7 separate regions of the Homo sapiens genome follow, and all the other regions are linked to region 6. The links are chromatin contacts, found by Hi-C or POLR2A ChIA-PET in ENCODE. All regions are on one chromosome and are shown on one strand. Each heading gives the region's core, a stretch centred on a gene start or an enhancer-like site at or near the end of the contact. The rest is flanking DNA. Distances are from core to core; before and after follow the strand shown.

What was found. A loop is a pair of places that touch in the nucleus more often than their neighbours do. ChIA-PET counts read pairs that join two places held with the same protein, here RNA polymerase II (POLR2A). Pooled maps may share reads with other maps.
Region 1: a loop to region 6 is called in a pooled map, with 27 times the contacts of the local background. The contact joins the promoter of TAF1D here to the promoter of SESN3 in region 6. A Hi-C loop is called at or near these places in 14 of 50 pooled maps. POLR2A ChIA-PET finds 5 or more read pairs at or near these places in 2 of 52 experiments (CD4-positive, alpha-beta T cell and OCI-LY7).
Region 2: a loop to region 6 is called in a map of naive thymus-derived CD4-positive, alpha-beta T cell, with 7 times the contacts of the local background. The contact joins the promoter of MAML2 here to the promoter of SESN3 in region 6. A Hi-C loop is called at or near these places in 2 of 168 maps with a recorded cell type or tissue (colonic mucosa and naive thymus-derived CD4-positive, alpha-beta T cell) and 10 of 50 pooled maps. POLR2A ChIA-PET finds 5 or more read pairs at or near these places in 2 of 52 experiments (GM10248 and activated naive CD4-positive, alpha-beta T cell).
Region 3: a loop to region 6 is called in a map with no recorded cell type, with 7 times the contacts of the local background. The contact joins the enhancer-like site here to the promoter of SESN3 in region 6. A Hi-C loop is called at or near these places in 5 of 37 single-sample maps with no recorded cell type and 3 of 50 pooled maps. POLR2A ChIA-PET finds 5 or more read pairs at or near these places in 1 of 52 experiments (activated CD4-positive, alpha-beta T cell).
Region 4: a loop to region 6 is called in a pooled map, with 8 times the contacts of the local background. The contact joins the promoter of PANX1 here to the promoter of SESN3 in region 6. A Hi-C loop is called at or near these places in 3 of 37 single-sample maps with no recorded cell type and 10 of 50 pooled maps. POLR2A ChIA-PET finds 5 or more read pairs at or near these places in 3 of 52 experiments (A673, Caco-2 and OCI-LY7).
Region 5: a loop to region 6 is called in a pooled map, with 5 times the contacts of the local background. The contact joins the enhancer-like site here to the promoter of SESN3 in region 6. A Hi-C loop is called at or near these places in 1 of 37 single-sample maps with no recorded cell type and 9 of 50 pooled maps. POLR2A ChIA-PET finds 5 or more read pairs at or near these places in 2 of 52 experiments (A673 and GM12878).
Region 7: a pooled map shows a loop between it and region 6 (5-fold over the local background). The contact joins the enhancer-like site here to the promoter of SESN3 in region 6. A Hi-C loop is called at or near these places in 2 of 37 single-sample maps with no recorded cell type and 7 of 50 pooled maps. POLR2A ChIA-PET finds 5 or more read pairs at or near these places in 1 of 52 experiments (naive thymus-derived CD4-positive, alpha-beta T cell).

What each region holds. Positions count from the first base shown.
Region 1 is chr11:93,740,221-93,743,003 of GRCh38, forward strand. TAF1D (TATA-box binding protein associated factor, RNA polymerase I subunit D) reads right to left here and starts at 1,275. Exons shown (of 6, transcript NM_024116.4): 1 at 1,102-1,275. It overlaps C11orf54 (chromosome 11 open reading frame 54), which reads left to right and starts at 1,452. Exons shown (of 9, transcript NM_001286069.2): 1 at 1,452-1,508. RefSeq lists enhancers at 935-1,444, 1,573-2,258, 2,025-2,144, 2,665-2,783.
Region 2 is chr11:96,341,631-96,344,589 of GRCh38, forward strand. It overlaps MAML2 (mastermind like transcriptional coactivator 2), which reads right to left and starts at 1,565. Exons shown (of 5, transcript NM_032427.4): 1 at 1-1,565. The coding sequence starts at 265. RefSeq lists silencers at 182-441, 1,559-1,748.
Region 3 is chr11:93,527,513-93,530,489 of GRCh38, forward strand. The region is part of intron 1 of SMCO4 (single-pass membrane protein with coiled-coil domains 4); the gene reads right to left. Among named protein-coding and RNA genes, the nearest start is that of SMCO4, 14 kb to the right of the region's middle. Within about 2 kb of position 1,479, at least 21 of the 41 ENCODE cell types and tissues checked have a DNase peak (open chromatin) inside an H3K27ac peak, as active enhancers do.
Region 4 is chr11:94,127,441-94,130,436 of GRCh38, forward strand. PANX1 (pannexin 1) reads left to right here and starts at 1,401. Exons shown (of 5, transcript NM_015368.4): 1 at 1,401-2,053. The coding sequence starts at 1,873. RefSeq lists enhancers at 1,334-1,393, 1,714-1,973 and a silencer at 1,624-1,693.
Region 5 is chr11:96,241,654-96,244,646 of GRCh38, forward strand. The region is part of intron 1 of MAML2 (mastermind like transcriptional coactivator 2); the gene reads right to left. Among named protein-coding and RNA genes, the nearest start is that of MIR1260B, 98 kb to the right of the region's middle. RefSeq lists an enhancer at 1,894-2,043. Within about 2 kb of position 1,683, at least 38 of the 41 ENCODE cell types and tissues checked have a DNase peak (open chromatin) inside an H3K27ac peak, as active enhancers do; they include A673 and GM12878, where a contact is called at or near this core.
Region 6 is chr11:95,229,752-95,232,451 of GRCh38, forward strand. It overlaps SESN3 (sestrin 3), which reads right to left and starts at 1,451. Exons shown (of 10, transcript NM_144665.4): 1 at 1,032-1,451. The coding sequence starts at 1,109. LOC100129203 (a long non-coding RNA gene) reads left to right here and starts at 435. Exons shown (of 6, transcript NR_110295.2): 1 at 435-744; 2 at 1,374-1,822; 3 at 2,301-2,425. RefSeq lists silencers at 1,005-1,314, 1,325-1,474 and enhancers at 1,830-2,469, 2,470-2,700.
Region 7 is chr11:96,266,274-96,269,119 of GRCh38, forward strand. All of the region lies in intron 1 of MAML2 (mastermind like transcriptional coactivator 2), which reads right to left. Among named protein-coding and RNA genes, the nearest start is that of MIR1260B, 74 kb to the right of the region's middle. Within about 2 kb of position 1,523, at least 7 of the 41 ENCODE cell types and tissues checked have a DNase peak (open chromatin) inside an H3K27ac peak, as active enhancers do.

The DNA of each region.
Region 1 (2,783 bases), core at 25-2,524, 1.5 Mb before region 6:
CTGGGAGGTGGAGCTTGTATGTAGTGAGCCTCAGCAACACAAGGAGACCCTTGTCTCTACAAAAAATTCTTAAAATACTGGCTAGGTGTGTTGGCCCGTGCCTTTGCTCCCAGCCACTCGGGAGGATCGCTTAAGCCGCGGTGGAGGTTGCTGTTAGCCGAGATTGCACCACTGCACTCCAGCCTGGACGACAGAGCAAGACCCTGTCTCAGGAAAAAAAAAAAAAAAAAAAAAAAAAAAAAAAAAGGCATGGCAACAAAAATTAAAGATAACTACTTATTTCATTATTGTACATGCCTTAGTCAATCTCTTGTCTCATTCTGTAGCTTCTTGGGACCTGACATGAGTCATTACATATAAATCCTAGGATGAACTAGCAAAATATTTAAAATATGAAACGATAAGGTCACCAAGAGCTCAGATTTGTTAAATGCCCCCTGTGGTATTTTCCTGGTACAAGGTCTTACTAGTTTTTTTAAGTACAAGATTCTACAAAGTCATTAAATATCGAATGCTCAAAAACGGAATTCAACAAAAATTTGCCCCCATGCTTTAACGGTATACCTGTAGTTAATTTTTTTTAAAAGTAGGGATTATCAAAATAAAGCTAGCTCAATAATCACTTTTTCGAAGTGTTTAGAAGACACTCCTACTTGGGTGTCGATGCCTCCGTGGGGATTCTGCAATTCTTAGAGGCCACGTGGGCAGAGAGCGGCGCTTTACCCGGAGCTAACGCTGTGACCACCAGCGCCTCTCACCCGGCAGCGCCTAACCTGCAGAAAACCGGCGCGAGTAATGGGTACCTCACATACGAAGGTTAAATCATTTAAATCACGTAATAAGGTTAAACTTGTCCGCAACACGATTTAACACCTCCATCTCAAGATATAATGAAGCCCGTCCACACTACAACCACGTTTGTGTGGGACTCATACCAGCCGCGTGGCGCGGAGTGGCCTGCGGCCGTGATCCCTTCACCCTCTCGGACCGACTTCGGAGTCTCGATCCTCCGGACCAACGAAGGGGCCCCGGGAAACCCCAGATATGCAACGCCTCCCCCGCCCGCCAGGCCCGGACGGCCTCGCCCTCTTAGCAACCTACCTAAAACGGCCTCGCAGTGGCCCCAACCGCGCACTTGCTGCTTGTAACCCAGGCCTCGGCCCAAAACCCGCGACTGGCCTGGTGTCCTAGAGCTCTGTACACACCACCCTCCCGACCTCAGCCCTCCAACTCCCGATAACCAGCCGACCTCCTCCAACCGTGCGGAAGAAAAGGGTTGGCTATTTCCGTGGCCCAAGTAATAGTCAGGCCGAAATCTCGCGATACAACTTAGCTTCCGGGAAGAAGGCGAGCGGTGGGAGGAGACGCGACGTGGGGGCGCCATTTTTCTCGCCGCGCAGGGAGGACTGACTAACGTGGGCGGAGCTCTAGCTCGCGTATTCTGAGGAGGCGGGGTTGGCCTAGGCGAAGATCCGGACTCTGGGTGTTTTGCTACCGTGACCGTTTAGGTGAGTGGAATAGCCAAGAACATTTCGGCAAATAACAAAAACAAAACGTGCGGTCACTTGTGAGTGGATGAGAACTGTGAGGAAACAGCCTCTCAGCCCGGTTCGTTTCCGGTGGTCTCGCGTTTGCTGAGCTGTCGCCTGGCTTTCTAAATCTGGTCCCGGGTGTGTGGCGAGGGTGACGGGTGGGATGTGTGCCTGAGTGTTTTGTAATCCTTTGTCTATTTCTGCCTTCAGAAACCCTTGTGTGTTAAAATATTGGAGAAGGCTCATTCTTTGACCATGACTCGAAGTGTGTAACCTTTGTGCTGGACGCCAGTGTTATTCCATAGCACGCCCAGGTCTCCTCCCCACTTTTGCACCTGTTTCGTAAGCTCACCCTTTCTGCCTCCCAGGAGTTGGCTAACATGTCACAAGTGAGACCTGTGGAGGATTTGTTTTTCCTAAGTTTCCTCCTACATCCCCCCTGCCCCACACCATTAGTTCCTTGACCGGTTCCTGAGTTAAGATTAAACAGTGTAAACTAGTTTAGTTTTGGTGGGGTTTTTTTCTCCCAAAGTAATTTTTTTTTTTTTGAGACCGAGTTTCGCTCTTGTTGCCCAGGCTGGAGTGCAACGGTGCGATCTTGGCTCACCGCAACATCTGCTTCCCGGGTTCAAGCGATTCTCCTGCCTCAGTCTCCCCAGTAGCTGAGATTACAGGCGTGCGCCACCATGCCCAGCTAATTTTTGCATTTTTAGTAGAGGCGGGGGTTTCTCCATGTTGGTCAGGCTGGTCTCAAACTCCCGACCTCAGGTGATCCTCCCGCCTCGGCCTCCCAAAGTAATTTTAAAAAGGAATGAACTGGTTTGATTTTTCCGCTTTCAAAATTCTGTTTTCATATGATAAACCACAAAAATCAGTAAAGCTGTCTAGTCTTATTTTATAGTTCACATTTTAGGATTGAACGGGCCTTAAAAGTAATCTGGTCTCTTTACCTGCTTTGCTCCATAGTTTGGACAATTCCGGGGATAAAAAGTCCGATCCTTTAGGCAGCCCACTGCATTTGATCCACAGGGTCTGGGCAATGACGAAGCTCCAGGACTGGTATGGCATGTCCCTCACTGCCGTATTCAGCAGCAAGCCTAGCTGTGTAATTTGTGAGGCTCAATGCAAAATGAAAATGCAGCGTCCCTTGTTCAAAAAGAAGGGGAAAAGTGCTATTAAAGGGAAGGAACATTTAACTCCTAATGCAGAATCATTGAAATTTCACATTTCATTTTGTATTTTTTCTTTTTT
Region 2 (2,959 bases), core at 315-2,814, 1.1 Mb after region 6:
CTTTCCTTGCCCCCTGGCCATGCTGTACAAGGCTCAGGAGCTGCAAGGTGCTTTCTCTTTCCCGGTCTGAGCTCTCGGCCCTACCTCGTTCATATCGTCCTTCACAGCTCAGGTGGTGTTGGCGGCAGACAGCGATCCGAGCCCGGAGGCGCTCCACGATAGCACTGTGCACTCTCGGGGTGACTGAGCCCCCTCCAAGGAGCCCCGCCCCAGAGGCCCCCCCTAGCCCTCCTGCGGGGGCCTGCGGGGGCGCTGTGTCCCCCATCTTACCGGACACAATGATTGCTGCCTCTGGGATGGTGAGGTGGAAAGAGGCTACTGCTGGCTATTGCAGGCAAGTCTGTTTTTGACAATGTGAGCTCAGTGTTCAGGGCCACATGAATAGAGGTCTTCAGAGGTTGTGGGGGAGCCGTGGAGAAGTTGTGGGGGAGGGGAGTTAGTAAAAAGAGGGTGGGGAGAAAGAATAGAAACCAACTGGGGGGAGGATAAGTTGGAAACAAACCCTGATTAACTTACTCTAATTGCATTTGACAGCTCTGGAGAAGTTGGACAGAGTTGGTGGATTTTTTTTCCTCCACCAAGCTGACAAGAGCCACTAGGTACTTTGTAAACACACGATCTGGGGGTTAGATCAAGAATTCAGGGATTGTCCAGCAAGAGACAGAAACACACAGCAAAAGGTATTGAGAGAGGTATTAATAGAGAGGACTCCCCCTCACCTAGTTGTTTCCGACAATTCTTTATGGGGATGTTTCTGCAGAGAAACACATTTCTACCATGTCTATGTAACCAGCAGCCTTGACTTTTCCTCAGGTTAAATAAAAAACCAAAACAAAACAAAACAGTGCTGTTTCAGAAGATGTTTAAGTCACTGTTCAAAATGTGCAAAAATCAAGGGAGACTGTCTTTTGGCTTTTAATTTTTCCTCCCTTTCCTTTCGCTCCGGTGTTTTCTCCTCTTTGGGGTACTGTAGGATGTTGTCTTCTCCCAAAAGAGGGAGACAGCTTTTCAACTGTTAACAATGTCAGTAATTGGACTTTTGGACCATGCTTTTTTCTTCAGCTAATCCAATCACCGGTAAAATCCTCACTCCCTCTAAGGTTTCCTAGCCTTAAATGAAAAGCAATCTTAAGTCGCTAGCCACTGAGAGAGATCCTTCAACACATTTTTTTCTTTCCCGCTTACGTTTCTATTCCTCACCCCCGGCTCTATTCTAATACAGTATCAAGAGAGACAAACTCTTCCGAGAGTAATTTACAAACGATGGTCAAACTTACAAACTTCCAGCAAATTGCACCGAGTCATGTCCAGCCACTTTTCTGTCCACTTTTGTACATTCCATCCCCGGCCAGTGGATCTGAGGGTCTGGACTCGCAATAAGCAATCTGGTTCTATCTCCTGTATTTGCTCCGCTTTATAGATGGAAAAAAAAAGTAGCTTGTATTTTCCTTTCTCTTTCTCGTCTGTTGTTAGCCGCTTTGCTGACACTGGCTCGCGCCCGGAGTCACGGCGATACACAGGCTTTCATTGTGCTCCGATAGGAGAGGGAGAGAAAGAGAGAGAGTGAGACAGAGAAGGAGAAAGAGAGAGCCAGCAAGCTGCAGATGGGGGTGGGGGGGCGGGGAGAGGGCGGGAGAGCTCGTTCGAGGCTCCCTGGTGGAAGGCTGGTGCCACTGCGCGAGTGAGTAATCGCAGCCAGGCACCGGGGAAAGGGGAACGCAGAGGGCCTCCCAGTGGCTGAAGAGGTAAATCCCAAGCCCTGCGCATCTCAGCTGCCCTGGCTCAGCTCAGCATCAGACTCGGTTAAGCGGGGAAGGCTGGGGAAATTCCCCAACCTCTACACAACCATTTCACCAGCTCTAAATGTTTAAGAAATTCCGGGCCAGGAATGTGTTTTCCCTTTCAGCCCTACATTACGCCCCGCTGAGGATATCATTTTCATTTTTCAGTATATTGTAAATGACACCACTGAGCAACCTAGCACGAGCTGTGTGAGCACCGAGGAAATGTTCATTAATAGAATAAGGAAGATATGAATGTGTGTGTTGAGGGCGGAAGGGGTTGCGCGTGGAGAGGAGAGGTAATCACATTGTTAGCTCCTAAAGGGCAGGCAGGTGTAGCGTTTGTCTACCTGCCTGCCCATTTGTGTGTCTCTGGATAAGTGAGTCTGGGTGATCACAGGCAAATCAGTTGGGATAAATAAAATATTTTATGAGAATGATACAATTATCGATACCAGTTCTAGAAAAAAACGCTTTTTTTTTGGGAATGCATGATTGCCTATGAAAAACCAAATATAAGACCTGAAGTATCCTTAGCTACCTGGTGCACATATACAATGAGGAAAGTCAATGTGTAGCAGCTGAGTTTCAAAAAGTTTTTTTTTTTTTTTTCTTTTAATGGAGTCTTGTTATGTTGCCCAGGCTGGAGTTGAACTCCTGGGCTCAAGTGATCCTCCCACTTGAGCCTCCTGAGTAGCTGGAACTACAGGTACTCACCACTACTGCACCTGGCTCTGAGTTTCAAGAAGTTTAATAATAGAAACCAAATAGATCTCACACAGATCATTGTTCCCCCATTTTCAAGTGATCCAACCTTTAAAATATCCAATCCTGGCCAGGCACAGTGGCTCACGCCTGTAATCCCAGCACTTTGGGAGGCCAAGGCAGGTGTATTACCTGAGTTCAAGAGTTCAAGACCAGCCTGGCCAATATGGTGAAACCCCGTCTCTGCTAAAACTACAAAAATTAGCTGAGCATGGTGTCATACGCCTGTAATCCCAGCTACTCGGGAGGCTGAGACAGGATAATTGCTGGAACCCAGGAGGCGGAGGTCGCAGTGAGCTAAGATCACGCCACTGCGCTCCAACCTGGGCAACAGGGTGAGTCTCTGTCTCCAAAAAAAAAAAAAAAACTTATTGTGGATTCTGCTTATTTTCAATTATGAAGATTAAATTAAG
Region 3 (2,977 bases), core at 229-2,728, 1.7 Mb before region 6:
GGGACATGATCACAGCTCACTGCAACTTCAGCTTCTTGGGCTCAAGCGACCTTCCCAACTCAGCCTCTTAAGTAGCTGGGACTACAGGCACACACCACCACGCATAACTAATTTTTTAAAAATTTTTTTGTAGAGATGGGGTCTCACTATATTGTCCAGGCTGGTCTCCAACTCCTAGGCTCAAGTGATCCTCCTGCCTCAGTCTCCCAAAGGGCTGGGATTATAGGCATGAGACACCACAACCAGCCTAAAAAAGCAATTTTTACGTATATTTCACCACAATAACAAAAATTAGGTTAATATTTGTTTGCTTTTAAGAAACAGGATGGGTTTTGCTATGTAGCCCTCAAACTCCTGGGTTCAGGTGATCTTCCCAACTCAGCCTCCTGAGTAGCTGGGCCTATAGGTACAAGTCACCACACCCAGTATATTTTGTTTTTTTAAAATAGGAATGTCATAGGTTCACAGTGAGAATTAAATAAGATACTGTAATGGCAAGTTCTTACATTGTCTGGCACATACTAAATCCTAATAAATAATAATTAATTATCATTAATAATTTTAATAGTTATAAAGACAGTACATGCTCATTGTAAAAAAAATGCTTAAAAAGCCCTCCTATAATATGAAAATCCAGAGATGACCACTAAAATAAAGTACTTTATGGTCTTTTTCCTACACATAGATATTTCTTAACAAATTTGGAATGTAATTGATATAAAATTTTGTAGTTATGATCCATTCTTTTCTGCCTTACTTATAAATACAAAAACTTCTCACAACATCATCCAGAAATAAAAAGCCTTTGTTCAAGGAAAGGATAAAAAGTTGTGTGAAACTTGAGAAAAGAACAAGGAGATCAGGTTGAGCAACTGGAGACACCCGCCTCCAGAGCCAGAATGGAGATTTAGCCAAATCCTCCACCACCTGCTCGTCTCTGCCTCCAAGTTGGCCCAGAAAGCAAGAACTCTGGGGGTCTGGCCAGACAGGCCATCAGGGAGCACCAGGGCTGAAGCATGTTGAGTTCTGGGGAAGCCCTGTATTTATCAGGCTGGCTGGGATAAAAAGTTCATGTTCCCTGTGCCTAAACCGGCTCTACCTTCCAGGAGCTCGCACTGTGACCAGGGAGACAGTGCAAGGGGCTGCCCAGAGTGGGTGGAGAGGTGAAGGGAGACCCCCATGCCAATCATTTCATCCAACCCTCTAGATTAAAGATGAGAGAACTGAGGCCCAGGGAGGCAAGTAACTTATCGAAGGCAGCAGTGATGAAATCAGAACTTAATGTTCCAGTACCAATCTGGATACCAGAAGACCAACTTCTCAGGGTTCTAAGTGAAATCACAGCATGCCGCCTACTCAGAGCCCAGCAAAGATGCCAGGGCCCACATCCAATACATCCTGTCCATCAACAAGTACGTATTTACTAGATGTTGGGGGCATGTCAGCAGAGACAAAAGCCACCCCTGGGCATAGGACAAGGAGGCTGTCTTATGGGAGGGGAACACGTGGAGCCCTGTCTGGCTCCCACTCGTGGGCAAGGCCTTTCTGTTCTAACTATAACAAGGAAGCAAAGCCTGCCTCCACAGATTCTGAAGGAACACTACCTGAGTCAAAACTTCCTGTAGCACTCTGGCAGAGAAAGGCTGTGCAATTTAAAAGGCAGTTCCTCTAAGGAAGCTCTTTTGATGTGCTAAGGAAAGAACACCCTAAAAATAACTTCTGGAATTACACACTCACAAAACACATTTGTAACACTCACTTTTCTAGCTAGGAATCATCTTCACAACTTTCATTTTGGATGGGTGTGTTTTGTTTGGGAGGAAGGAGGGGCCCCAAAGGCAACTCCTGAAACACTACGGAAGAGCAGCTGCTCCTGGCACTGGAGAATTCTATTTTCATCTCCACTTACACATAATTATCTTCTAAAGCGATGCTCCCCAGAGGGGTCACAATGACATCGGCCTCCCAGATAACCTCCCCAAGCAGGCTGCTTCTGGCACTATCTTGGTAAGTGGAGGCAGGAGAGTCTGAAATCAGGCCCCCGCACAGCCCAGAGAGAGTCTGAAATCAGGCCCCCATATAGCCCACTTCCCCCGAGCCCTCATTACACAAGGGCCAGGCCCCTTCCTTTGGAGGCAAAAAGGAAATTAAATGTCAACCAAATAAGGATATTTCCCTTTAACTCCAAGGCCAAGGAATCTGAAGTAGTGATTCCCCCAGTAACTGGGCAAACTGAACCGACGACACAGGCCACAGACCAGCAGGCCAGGCCCGCTGAGGGCCAGCCTCCGCCTGGAGTTCCTTCTTCTTTTTAATGACCAATACTCAGATTGCAGGCTGAAGTGTTTTTATGACAAATAAGAACAACAATGTGTGAACACTTTGTAGGCCAGTAACAAGGCTGGCAGCAGAGGGCCCTGGGCCCACGTACCAAGACCACACAGCCATCTACTCACTGTCTCCAAAGGTCCTCTTGGATGTTCCTCCCTGTCCCACATTTTCAAGGCCAAATGTGGCCTGCTGACCAGGAGAGCTGACTCAACTCTTTTCACAGCATAGTGATTTTATACACAGAAGAATCCTGGAAGCCCAGAAGAATCCACATAGCTTGCACACTGACCTTGGCATTTTCTAAATCTACCCAGGTTAAAGACCACCTGAATGGCAGGCATGGCGTTCACCAGGCAGGCCCAAGGCTGAAGGGGTCGTGGGGGGAAGAGCCCACCAGTTCACACGTGTGAGGCCCTGCAGCTCACAGCAGGGCAGCTAAGCACACAGTTTCCTAGCAATTCCTGCCACCACAGCCTTGTCTGTTTGCTCTCTCTTCTTCGTGTTTGTGGTTTATGTGTGGGTGGGTGGGTAGGTGAAAAGCATACAGAAAGGAAAGGGTGGTGGATCAAGGGTCAGTACAGCACTAACATTTTTTAAAAACCTGCCTAGAAACAGCTGCTGCAAAATATCTAGGCACACACACAGC
Region 4 (2,996 bases), core at 151-2,650, 1.1 Mb before region 6:
CTCCAGGATTCCGACTTGGGTGCACAGGTGGCTGGTGGTACATTTAGTAAGATGGGGAAGATGGAGTTCAGGTTTAAGGGGAAGATGAAGACTGAAGTCCTGGCCGTTATGAGTTTGAAGCCCTATGAGCCATCTACGCGGAGAGAGCTGTATACGCTCTTGGATGTGTGTTTAGCGGCCAGGCTGGGGTGGAGAGGTACATGTGGGAGTTGAGGCTTGTATCTGTGGACCCACAGAGAAGGGAGCCAAGCCCTGCCCCAAGGAGCCCTCATGTTTGCAGGTCCTGCCTGCTTCAAATGTTACTGGTGATAACCTACATGTCACATTTGACAGGGCTTCCAAACTAAGCCATCTAAGAAAGGTCTTATGATTCATGGCTTAGATCCTGTCCCTGAGTAAAAAATCTTACTGTGAGTCCTTCAAATCCTTTTGTCAGTTCCTCAAACTGCTGATGTACTGATTAGTATGTAAAATACTGACATTGAAAAGAACACTGACTTGTTTCTGAATCATATAAACTTTGATTTTCTTGTGCACAAAACATTTTAGCCTGTATGTTGTCATCTGCAGCCAGTGACTGTAACCTGTGTACCATACCCTCCGATGAAAAAAATCCCACCTCTGATATAAGGGGTCCTCCTCCCTTTTCCTAAACTTTCTTCTAAAACCCTTCCAACGTGTAACAAATTTTGAAACATGCCCAACTTTGCTGGTAAGTCTTCTTGGGTGGATCCTCACATTTAGCTTCCAATAAATCAAATTATTTCTACTTCAACAGCCTTAATTTCCGTGGACACTGGTCAGAGTATTTCCTCCTGTCTTTCCATCATCCACTTCCTATGAGCTGTTCAGAAGCAGCTCTCTGCAGCCCCAACACCCACCTACCTGCAGGCCCCCCTCTCTCTGCTGGCTCCCGGAACAAGGCTCTGATTGGGATGGCAGAGGAAAGAGAAACGGGACCAGCAGCGCTACTCAGGCCTCGAAACTCCACACTCACTACCGTTTCCGCGCCACCCTCTCACGCGGAGCTCCTGGAAGGGTCCAGCGCTCCCTCTGCAAGGCACCGTCGGTCTACACCGCTCGATTGGCCTTTTATGGCACTGACTGTTCTTTGAAGCTTTTGCAGCTCCTTCTAACCCGATTTCACCGTGTTGGAAATGTTGGGGGTGGGGCGTAAAGGGGGCCATCCCATCCACAGAAAGAGTCGCTTGCAGAAATGATTTTAAAACTCCCGGGTGCCAGGACGTGAGGAGAATCCGGCAGGGAGGGACGGGAGAATTTCCAAAGGTGCCGCTCAGTGGGAAAATCCCTTTGTCAGAGAGTGGCCCGAGGGGCGCGGAATGCAGCCGCGCCCACCCCGCCCCGCGTCACCGCGTCTTCCGGAAGCTCCACGCCCCTGGGTACTTGGTTTCCCCGCATGGTTCCGGAAGAGCGCGGCGCAGCTGGCTGTGAGCGCAGGGCTATCCCGGCGGCCGCTTCGGCAGCCAGGGCGGCGCGGAGGGGCAGGGCCAGAGGGAAGCGCTTTGTTCCGCGCGTGGTTCCCGCGCCTGGGGGTGCGCGGGAGAGGCGCGAATCCGAGTGCCGCGCGCGGCCCGGGGACTTGCACGGGCGTGCGGGGTGGAACCGCAGGAAGCGGAGCTCTCGGGTTCCCGCCCCGCCCCGCCCCGCCGGCGGCGGAGGCAGCGAGCGCGAGAGCCCAGCGGAGTCGCTGGGAGCCTGAGGCACCGAGACACAAAGGCAGGCGGGATGCGGGAGCAGGCAAAGGGAAAGCGAAAGCCGCGCGCCCGGCCGGTGACTGGGTGAAGGCGCCGCGCAGCTTTCCCGACGCCGGCTGTACCCGGACCTCCTGGTCGAGCCTGGCGCGCCGCAGCCATGGCCATCGCTCAACTGGCCACGGAGTACGTGTTCTCGGATTTCTTGCTGAAGGAGCCCACGGAGCCCAAGTTCAAGGGGCTGCGACTGGAGCTGGCTGTGGACAAGATGGTCACGTGCATTGCGGTGGGGCTGCCCCTGCTGCTCATCTCGCTGGCCTTCGCGCAGGAGATCTCGATTGGTAAGCCTCGCCCAGGACGGAGGGGAGTGGCCGCCCCGGTCTGGCCCGGTGAGCTGCGATTTTACGGCTCACAGGCCCGAGTCTGGGTACGCCCAGCTGTGATGGTCGTGAGCGTCAGGAAGGGCAGTGGCCCCAGTTTTATGGTCCAAAGCGTTCTTTGCCCAGGTGTTTCATTGGTACCCTGGTCTACTCTGCTCGCATCCCTACTCCTCAGTTCTTTTGTTCCTCATGCCCCTCTGATCGGACTGTGGCTTATAGTTTATGTTCCACCCTTAGAACTGGCACCTTGCCACCAGATTTGCCAAGAATAGCTGTGTCCCCGTTTTTCACCCCTGTCTCCTACATATTTGTCCAGCCGCCTAAAATTTTACACCAGAGAAGTTCCTGAGTGGCTACATGGAGGATGTGAAGACCGGTGCTCCATGAGAAGTGTGTTCTTTCAGTGTCTTACATATAATTGGTATTTGCTGAGATCTTAGCTCTCTAGGGTTGTGAATGATAGGAAATATCTGCACTTGGCAGGCATTAGAGGGATCCTCAACTTGGACGGTCTTACAAATGTGAGATGAACAAGTCCCCTTCCTGTAAATTATCATTTGAGCTTCATAACAGTTGTGTGAGATTGGAAAGTCTGGTGGTTTGGGCAGGATCACGTGGCTACGTGCCTTACCTTCCTCATCAGCTGTTCTGACTCTCCACACAGGAGAGAGTGTTTATGAACCAACAGGAAGGTAGCGCAGGAGGGTTAAATACAGTTCTGTGGCAGGGGAAGAGAGAGGACCCAGTGCGGCTGGACTTTGGGAAAACTTTTGTCAGAGGGTGGGTGGGATTTGGACAAGAAGGAGTAAGACCTTTGTTAAGGTTTTGAGATGGCAGAGAATGTTATATGTTCCTGGAAAGAGAGACACAGTGACTCTCCTAGCCAAGGCAGGAGGATAAGTCA
Region 5 (2,993 bases), core at 433-2,932, 1.0 Mb after region 6:
TTTGTTGCCAGAGTGAGTGTCCCTGGGACAGTGTTGATTGCGGAAGTCAACAGAGGAGGAGAATTTAAGTCCTCCACTTCCTGCTGGGCTCTCATAAAACGATGCAAACCAATGGGCCCTTGGTTTGTTTTAGGTTAGACTTGTGGAAGTTTTCGAAATTCTAGTTTTGCTCTGTTCAATCATTTTAGAAAATATCTAAGTATCGTTCTGGTTTGAATTAGTTTGTTTGGTCTATTTTTGAACATATTTTGCTTCAGTTACAACATTAATATTTGGGTTTTATTCAGTTCAGGGTTCAGCAAATTAGCAAAATTACAGCTTTGGGTTATGGTTACTTGTTATATATCTTTGCATGAGAGCCCATGCAAGTGTGATTGGAGCAGAAAGCTAAGGTTCATCACAACCATGGCCACTAGAGCTTTCTATGATCCAAGGAAGTTAATTCACTTTTTTACTTTGTTTCTCAAGAGGATTCAACAATGCAAGCACCAAACCAAGTGGATGCCCCTCTTTCTGTTGCTTGGTTTAAAATTAAAACCCTTGATGAATAAAGTGATTTATTTCATATTATATTTATGAAAAGGTAGAGCACTCTCAATGTTTTGAGTATTCCTGAAACTGTTTACTTAATTATACAATGAGAAACAAGACAGGAAAAAACTTCATAAAAATCACTAGGGATTTTAAAAAAATGCCCATGTACTCTTATTTTGCAATGGCTCTGGTTGTGAAATCATCAGACTGAAAAATACTGGAGGAGTGGTGAGGGTGGATTTTAGTGACAAGATTTCCTTAAGGCTGTAAATAAACCAGATTCAGTAAGAGAAACAGAGATGGCAGTTTTCATCATAAAAGGGGGAAAACATTTTCCAGTTGAATTATAGGTACAGCACAAAACAGTTGTTCCGTTTTTAAAAACTTTAGTTTCTGCAGGCTGAAACAGAGCATTTCATTTGGCTCAGTTCATGAAAGCCATCTGCACCTGCTCACGAAACAGCTTAAAGAGAAAAAAAAAGTGTGCACCAAGGATTTTAACTTACACAGACAATAAGGGATAGACTCTGGCACTCAAGCACTGAAAAAGCAGGAGCATGATAAAGGGGAAAGGATCATAATTTTATGAAGTGCCAATAAATAATAACCCCAAATCAGCTTACAGCATCACTTAGGTTTACCTGTGGAAGCTACACTTGCCTGTTCTGGTTGCATGTTTAAAAGTTAAGCAATTAAACCTCAATTATATAGGTTTTTCTTTTATGTAGCCTAGGGTTGAATGCATTACTGGCAGGAAACTTTAGCTCATGAATTCAATCAAAAATCCTTTCATTTGTCAGAACTGCTTCCTGCTGCCTCCTTTAAACATCTGCTTCTCCAGTTCAGGGACACACACACACACACATACACATACACACACACCCCCTCTTTGTTAAAATAATAAGCAATCTACCAACTTCCCTTGCAAAAGTTACATTCTCTCTTACACACACACACACTTGTTCCCAGTAGAGTTTATTTAATGTGTCTTTTATAGCTTCCTTGTCCTTCTCTCTTCCTTTCCGCTTTTAAATTCTGGAAAACCTCAAGCTGACAAAAGAAGACATTTTAAAAATGCGAGGATAAGGCCCGGCCGGCCTCCAGACCAATGAGAAGGAAGCAGAGCAAGGAGGCGGGGGAGGCGGGGTTGGCTGTCGGGAATTGCCTGCACTCCTTAAACGGCAGGCACTTCCTGCTAGAGGAGGCCAGCTCTGAACAGACAGAAATCGGGTGGAAAGCTAGCAGGAGGCGTTGCTCAAGTTCAAAACAATCTGTGCGTGTCCAGGCACGCGCGGAGCCAGACCCCAGCCGCGCGGCTCAGACCTCGCGAGAGCCATCACCTGAGAAATCCACAGCCTTTTCTCATCAGGCTTAGACTGTTTTTCCCATACCTCCAAGAAGGAAGACCCACATGTTAAAACTATGAGAAAAGCTGAAAGTGCCTTCTGAACAGTCATCCTTCTTTTTCTTTTTTTTTTTTTTTTGAGACGGAGTCTCGCTTTGTCGCCCAGGCTGGAGTGCAGTGGCGCGATGTTGTCTCACTGCAAGCTCCGCCTCCCAGGTTCATGCCATTCTCCTGCCTCAGCCTTCCGAGTAGCTGGGACTACAGGCGCACGCCACCACGCCTGGCTAATTTTTTGTATTTTTAGTAGAGAAAGGGTTTCACCGTGTTAGTCAGGATGGTTTGTCGTGATCCGCCCATCTTGGCCTCCCAAAGTGCTGGGATTACTGGCGTGAGCCACCGCGCCCGGCCCAGTCATCCTTCTTTAACCACGACATAGGTACTCAGGTCCGCTGGCCTTCCTCTGCACTGATGGACTTTTCTTTGTGAAACTGATTCAGAGGCGGACCTCAAGTGGCTTATTCCTTCGCCTAAAAATCGTGCTGCTTTTTCCTCTAGTGAAGTCTGGAGTACAAATTAATAAAAACTTGGGGCTGTGCGGCCTAATGGCTCAAACCGTGTTCCAGATGTTTTGAAATATTATTACCCCTTTTGAGAGCCTCAGTGTCTCCCTGGAGGGTAAGACATCTGCCTTAAGGGCACTTACCAAGAAACTACAAACATTTGACTGCACACAACAATGGTATCTTAATAAGACAAGGTGCTTAATACAACTGGCTGCCCTATTATGACGTGTAAGAACGTTTTCATATGTAAGCTATGCTTGCAATTCTATAAGTAGATAAGGAAGCTTGTGGTTGTTACACTTCTAATATATGGATAGAAGAGCTTAAACTCTAATGATTAGAAAATTACTGGTATTCTGAAGTGTATTACAATCAATGCATTCATGATATCTACACGTTGTAATTATTCATCCTTAAATTAAAAATGGTTTATATGGTTATAGCCATATATATCGATTATTGTTTTATTATATTAATAATAGCTAACATTTCTGAGCACTATGTGCCAATTATAACACAAAGTTCTTTACATGCATTATTTCATTTCACCC
Region 6 (2,700 bases), core at 201-2,700:
TCATCTCCGCTTTCAGTCCCGATGCATTTGCACAGCTCAGCAATTTTAATTCATTTGTAGTGAACAAACAGAAGCATCTCACCTAACGTTTCCACTTAATAAAATGTAAAAATAGAGTTTGAATACGAATAAACTGATTATAATATTACTTTGGGGCAGCTGTTAAAATCTGATCAAAAAGTCTAGAGACCTTTTTTTCATTCCCTTCCCCATCCCTCTCGCCCTTCCCCGCGGGGCGATTAAGCCAAGTAAGCTAAACAATACTGGAGTAAACTTTCTATCAGTCACTCTAGGAAGCAGCAATAAACTGATGGTGCGCCTCATTTTTCTGGATCAACACGGGGGCAGGGGGGTGCTAAGGAGGAATAACCCACATCCACCTCAGTCTTCTCCTCCCCCAACCCCAGCCTCAGGAACTGGCCAGGTCGAATTGCATTTCCCATGGGCATAAAGTTCAAGATGCTTTACTGGTTCCTTTCGAGACTGAACTACAGACACAGGACTACCATCCAAACAATTTGAAAACGGGGGTTGTTGAGCAAGGCGCGCAAGGCAGAAGCAACCGAATAAACAAAAACAACACTCGCAAGAGTTAGCCACAGCAAAGAGGGGCCAGGTTCCTCGGGATCCGACCCAGCTGCTCTGATTTCACACCGACCTCCATCAACAGCTAAACTGCACAGGGAGGAGGATCGAACGGATCCCTCCCGCCCTCCGCCCAAGGAGCCGACCCGGGGTAGCAAGGTAGGGAAATGAGCCGTAAAGGAGAGCAAAGGCACCAAATAAAAGGAACAAGGGAAGAAAAAATATCCCAACCCCTCCAGACTTGGGTCTGTCCCGGCGGAAATAAAAAGCCGCAGTAGTCCAAACCCTCCTGCCCTCAACCCACGCCCCCTTTCTCAGTCCCTGCGGAGGGACGGTGCCCGGGGATCCCTCTCAGCCTCCCCCAGTGCGCGCCCGGGGACGAGCCGCCCGAGCCCCGGCCGGCAGGAAGCGACCCTCGCCGGCAGGACCCCGGGCCGAACCCGTACCTTCCGCAGCACTTTCCGGCAGTTGGTACAGAGCAGGTAGTTGGCGGCGGCCGACGGGCTGCCGCCGCCCCGGTTCATCGTGGCTGCGGGCGCCGAGGCGAGAGCGGGCGGAGGGCCGGGTCCGGGCTGTCACTGCGGCCACTGCAGGGCCGGTCCGTCCCCCCGCCGCCAGCCGCGATTCCGCCTCAGCCTCCTCAAGGCGGGATGTCGGGAGGAGAGGCGACTGCCTGAAAGCTAGCGGCACTGCCAGAGGCGACCACCGCGGCAGCTGCCCCAGCGACGGCGGAGACGGCGGCGGCTGCTCCTCACCGGCCCGTTGTTCCACCCGCCCCCATCTTCCAGACCCCCGCCCCCGCCAGGCTAGGACGAGCAGCCGCCACCGCTGCCACCGCCACCACCGCCGCCGCAGCGCCTCAGTGCGGCCCCGCCTCCGCCGCCCCACCACCTTCACCACCTCCACGCTCCGGTACCGCCCCTCCCGCCAATCGGACAGCTCCGGCTACGCCCCCAGGGCGCTAGCCCGCAGCCAATGAGCAACGAGAGCCCGACTGGGAGTCGCGCCGGCCAATCGCAGGGGCCGAGGAAGCCTTGAATCTCCGGGCAAGTTAAGTTTATCTCCGAGGCTCGGAACTGAAGGGAGGTGGCGGTTAGCTAAGTAGTAGGGTAGCAGGGAACAGTTTGCTCTCCTCTGCCAATAAGAGGACGAGGGTGTGTCATATGCAAATATACTGCCCTCCAAGCCCCACCCCCAAGATAAGCTACGCCCCCTTCTCTAGGTCCCTGCAGAAGTGGTGAGGAGAATGAGATAAATAGTTGGGAGCTAGAGCTCGCTAGAGAGTCTAAGATTGAGCTAAATATTTCCTGATCTCTCGAGAAAGGGGGAGGGGAGTGGGAGGATTAAATGTTCCTTCCTTCAGGGCAGTGGTTAGGCTTTCTCTCCACCAAAATCTAACTTTAGCTGTAAAGAAGACTGCAGTTATGTAGTACTTTGTATCCAGGGATCTCAAAGAACTTTACGCATCATTTATTGTGAACCTTGTTTTGCAAAGATTTCAGTTACTTGAGGCTTGGGAGGCGGATAGGGGATAAATGTCTGAGTTATATATATATTTACGCAAGTAATCGAGTTTGAGGGGAGAGACACAAAACCTCTGGTTTAGCGGTTTCCTCTTGTTTGTGAAGCACCTTCTAGCAGTTATCTTAGAGATGTAAGTTCATTTACTTGTCCAGCACTAAAAGGCCAAAGGGGCTTGTTTTCTCACCCAAAAGACCTTCCTGAGGCAGCTGTTCGGATACATGCAGAGCACAGCGCCCTGCTCAGAAAGGAAGGTTCAGAGAACAAATTGTCGTTTAAAACTATTGGGACAAACCTACCTCTTCTAAAGCTTAAAATGGTAAGTCAGGGTTTTAGCGTCCACGTTCTGCGGAGAGAAGGCAGACTTGACTGGGGAAAGCGCAGGCTGACCGAGTGTGGCGGGACAGACGGGTAGGGGAGCCAGGTCTCCCGAAGGGGCTAGCAATGCGCGTCCGAGTCGAATGCGGGTTCCCGATGCTAGACGCCCGCAACCTGCTCCCGAGTGAGAACAAAGGCCGGCGCAGAGCGAGAACCTGATTGGTGCCCGGTCCTCACTCGTGTCCTCCGGGCCCCAGAGATAACTTGCATCGCCTA
Region 7 (2,846 bases), core at 273-2,772, 1.0 Mb after region 6:
GAAAAACAACATATTGGCCAGGCGTGGTGGCTCACACCTGTAATCCCAGCACTTCGGGAGGTCGAGGTGGACAGATCACGAGGTCAGGAGATTGAGACCATCCTGGCTAACACGGTAAAACCCCATCTCTACTAAAAATACAAAAAAATTAGCTGGGCGTGGTGGTGGGCACCTGTAGTCCCAGCTACTCGGGAGGCTGAGGCAGGAGAATGACATGAACCCAGGAGGCGGAGCTTGCAGTGAGCCGAGATGGCACCACTGCACTCCACCCTGGGCAACAGAGTGAGACTCCGTCTCAAAAAAAAAAAAAGAAAAACAACATATTGGTGCGATTCTGAGCTTCACTGACAAAGTGAAATTGACTACCTCTCTAACTGATTAACTATATCTCAATTTCAAATACTGACCACAAAGGTAGAATCTAATTATGAACTGACATATTAAGACCTAGGTGCTTAAATGGTAGGATGTACTTATTCTAGGCTTCCTGTGCTATGACAGGCTTTTACTCTTATGTGGTTAGGTATGTTTCCAGGGACATGCCTCGGTGAATATCACACATGGAAATGTGGTTAATAATGAGCCCCTTCTGTGATGGAATTATTATTCAAGGTATATAAATTTAGAAATACGTGAGGCTTAATAAAACATAACGTTATTGAGAAGTAAATCTCCCATTGAGCAAATCATACATTATTTCACATAATAGGTCCACAGATATTTTTAAGAGAGTGAATGAAAGGCCATGTAGCCTGCTGAGGAACAGTATGTCCCTAATGTATAGTTTTATATATGTGTAAAACCTAGGAGAAAATAAAGCAGATTTCCTTGCAGAGGTAGCAAAATTGTCAGCTACTTGGACTTTCAGGGAAAATACACAGTATTTGAAGAAAACAATAGTGGAGTCAGTGCCAAGCTGATGAGTAAAGTACAGAAACACATTATAATGGAGATGAGCTGGTTTAAATAAGCCCTAAGACAATCAAAAAATTATGTCTCCACTAAACAAAATTTCTATCCCACATATTAAGACTGTGACACAAATAGACAAAAGAGAGGAAATACATGATTATAGATGCTTAATTCGGCCAACACAAACACAGCATATCCATTTCAACACTGTGTGGAATTATTCAGCTTCTAGCTAGGGGAAAAAAGAAAAAAAGCATCAGGAAAAACAAAAACAAAAACAAAATCAAAATCCTTTCCTACAGTTCCCTCAAGGCAACCAGAAAGTGAAACTTAATTAAACAAGTGAAATGTAATTACCTAATGCTTACCGCACATGGTGCTGATTTTCACTTCACATTCTAGGTTCATTATTAACGGGCTGGTGCTGCCCAGAGGTAGGAATAAAAATTCTATGTAGGGGTAACCATTGGCAGGGAGCAAGAGAAGGAAAGTGCTACCTGTTCTGACCTCCCTACAGGGGCTCAATTCCTCCAGTCACTAGTTTCAGCTAGTCACACTTCAGGCTGAGACTGTGAGTAGAGTCTAATTATGGGAGGGCTGTCCCTCAAGCATGGTGGGAGGTAACCCCACTCTCTGGAGGAAGCTGAATCTGAATCTGGGGTTTTTTACACCTCTCAGGACCTCACTGTGATTGCTCACTCAGCCCACTTGCTATTTTCATGCACTGTTTAGAACAACTCAGCAGTTTCTTTTATAGGAAGAGGCATTTGACATAAGGCACCTGTTGAAACAATTTGAAATGTGATTTCATCATGACTCTGGAAACATGGAGATGGCTTTCTTTTGTTGACAGGTACATACATTCAGAACCAGAAGGATGCCATCTCTGCTCTCTATGATTTCATTTTATTATGAAGTTTGATGCTATAATGGTATTTGGATATCTTTATTTAACTTTGTATTTCCCTTTCTACCATAGCATCTTTAAGCATACATCTTAAAAAGTAGGCTGGGTGCACTGACTCATACCTGTAATCCCAGCACTTTGGAAGGCTGAGGAGGGAGAGTCACTTGAGTCCAGGAGTTCGAGAGCAGCCTGGGCAACATAGCAAGACCCTGGTCTTGACAAAAAATAAAATAAAAATTTCAAAATTAGCCAGGTATGGTGGTGTACTCCTGTAGTCCTAGCTACTCCAGAGGCTGAAGTGAGAGGATGGCTTGAGCCCAGGAGTTTGAGGTTACAGTGAGTTATGATCACACCACTCCAGCCTGGTGAGAGAGGGAGACCCTGTCTCAAAGCAAAAAAGTAAGTAAATATTTTTCCTACCTATGTGGCTTCCAAGGAACAAACATTTGAAAAATCAAAAACCCTACTTACAAGGAAAATTGGTATATGATATGGTTTGGCTGTGTCCCCACCCAAATTGCATCTTGAATTGTAGTTCCCCTAATTCCTATCTGTCATGGGAGGGACCCAGTGGGAGGTAATTGAATCATAGGGGTGAGTCTTTCCCATGCTGTTCTCGTGATAGTTAATAAGTCTCACGAGATCTGATGGTTTTATAAAGGGGAGTTCCCCTGCACACGATCTGTTGTCTGCCGCCATGTAAGATGTGACTTTGCTCCTCATTTGCCTTCTGCCATAACTGTAAGGCCTCCCTCACTATGCAGAACTGTGAGTCAATTAAAACTCTTTCCTTTATAAATTACCCAGTCTTAAGTATGTCTTTATTGGCAGCAAGAGAAGAGATTAATACAGTATATACATCAAGCAAACACTAAATTGCTCGAATAAATGCATATTTGGATTAGAATAAATCTCTAAAACTGAGAAACATACTCAGAAAGTTATGAAACAATATAATGTTGGCATCATAATCCACTTCATTCATATACCATGGAAATGACTTGGTTATTTTTATTGGAACTGCTAG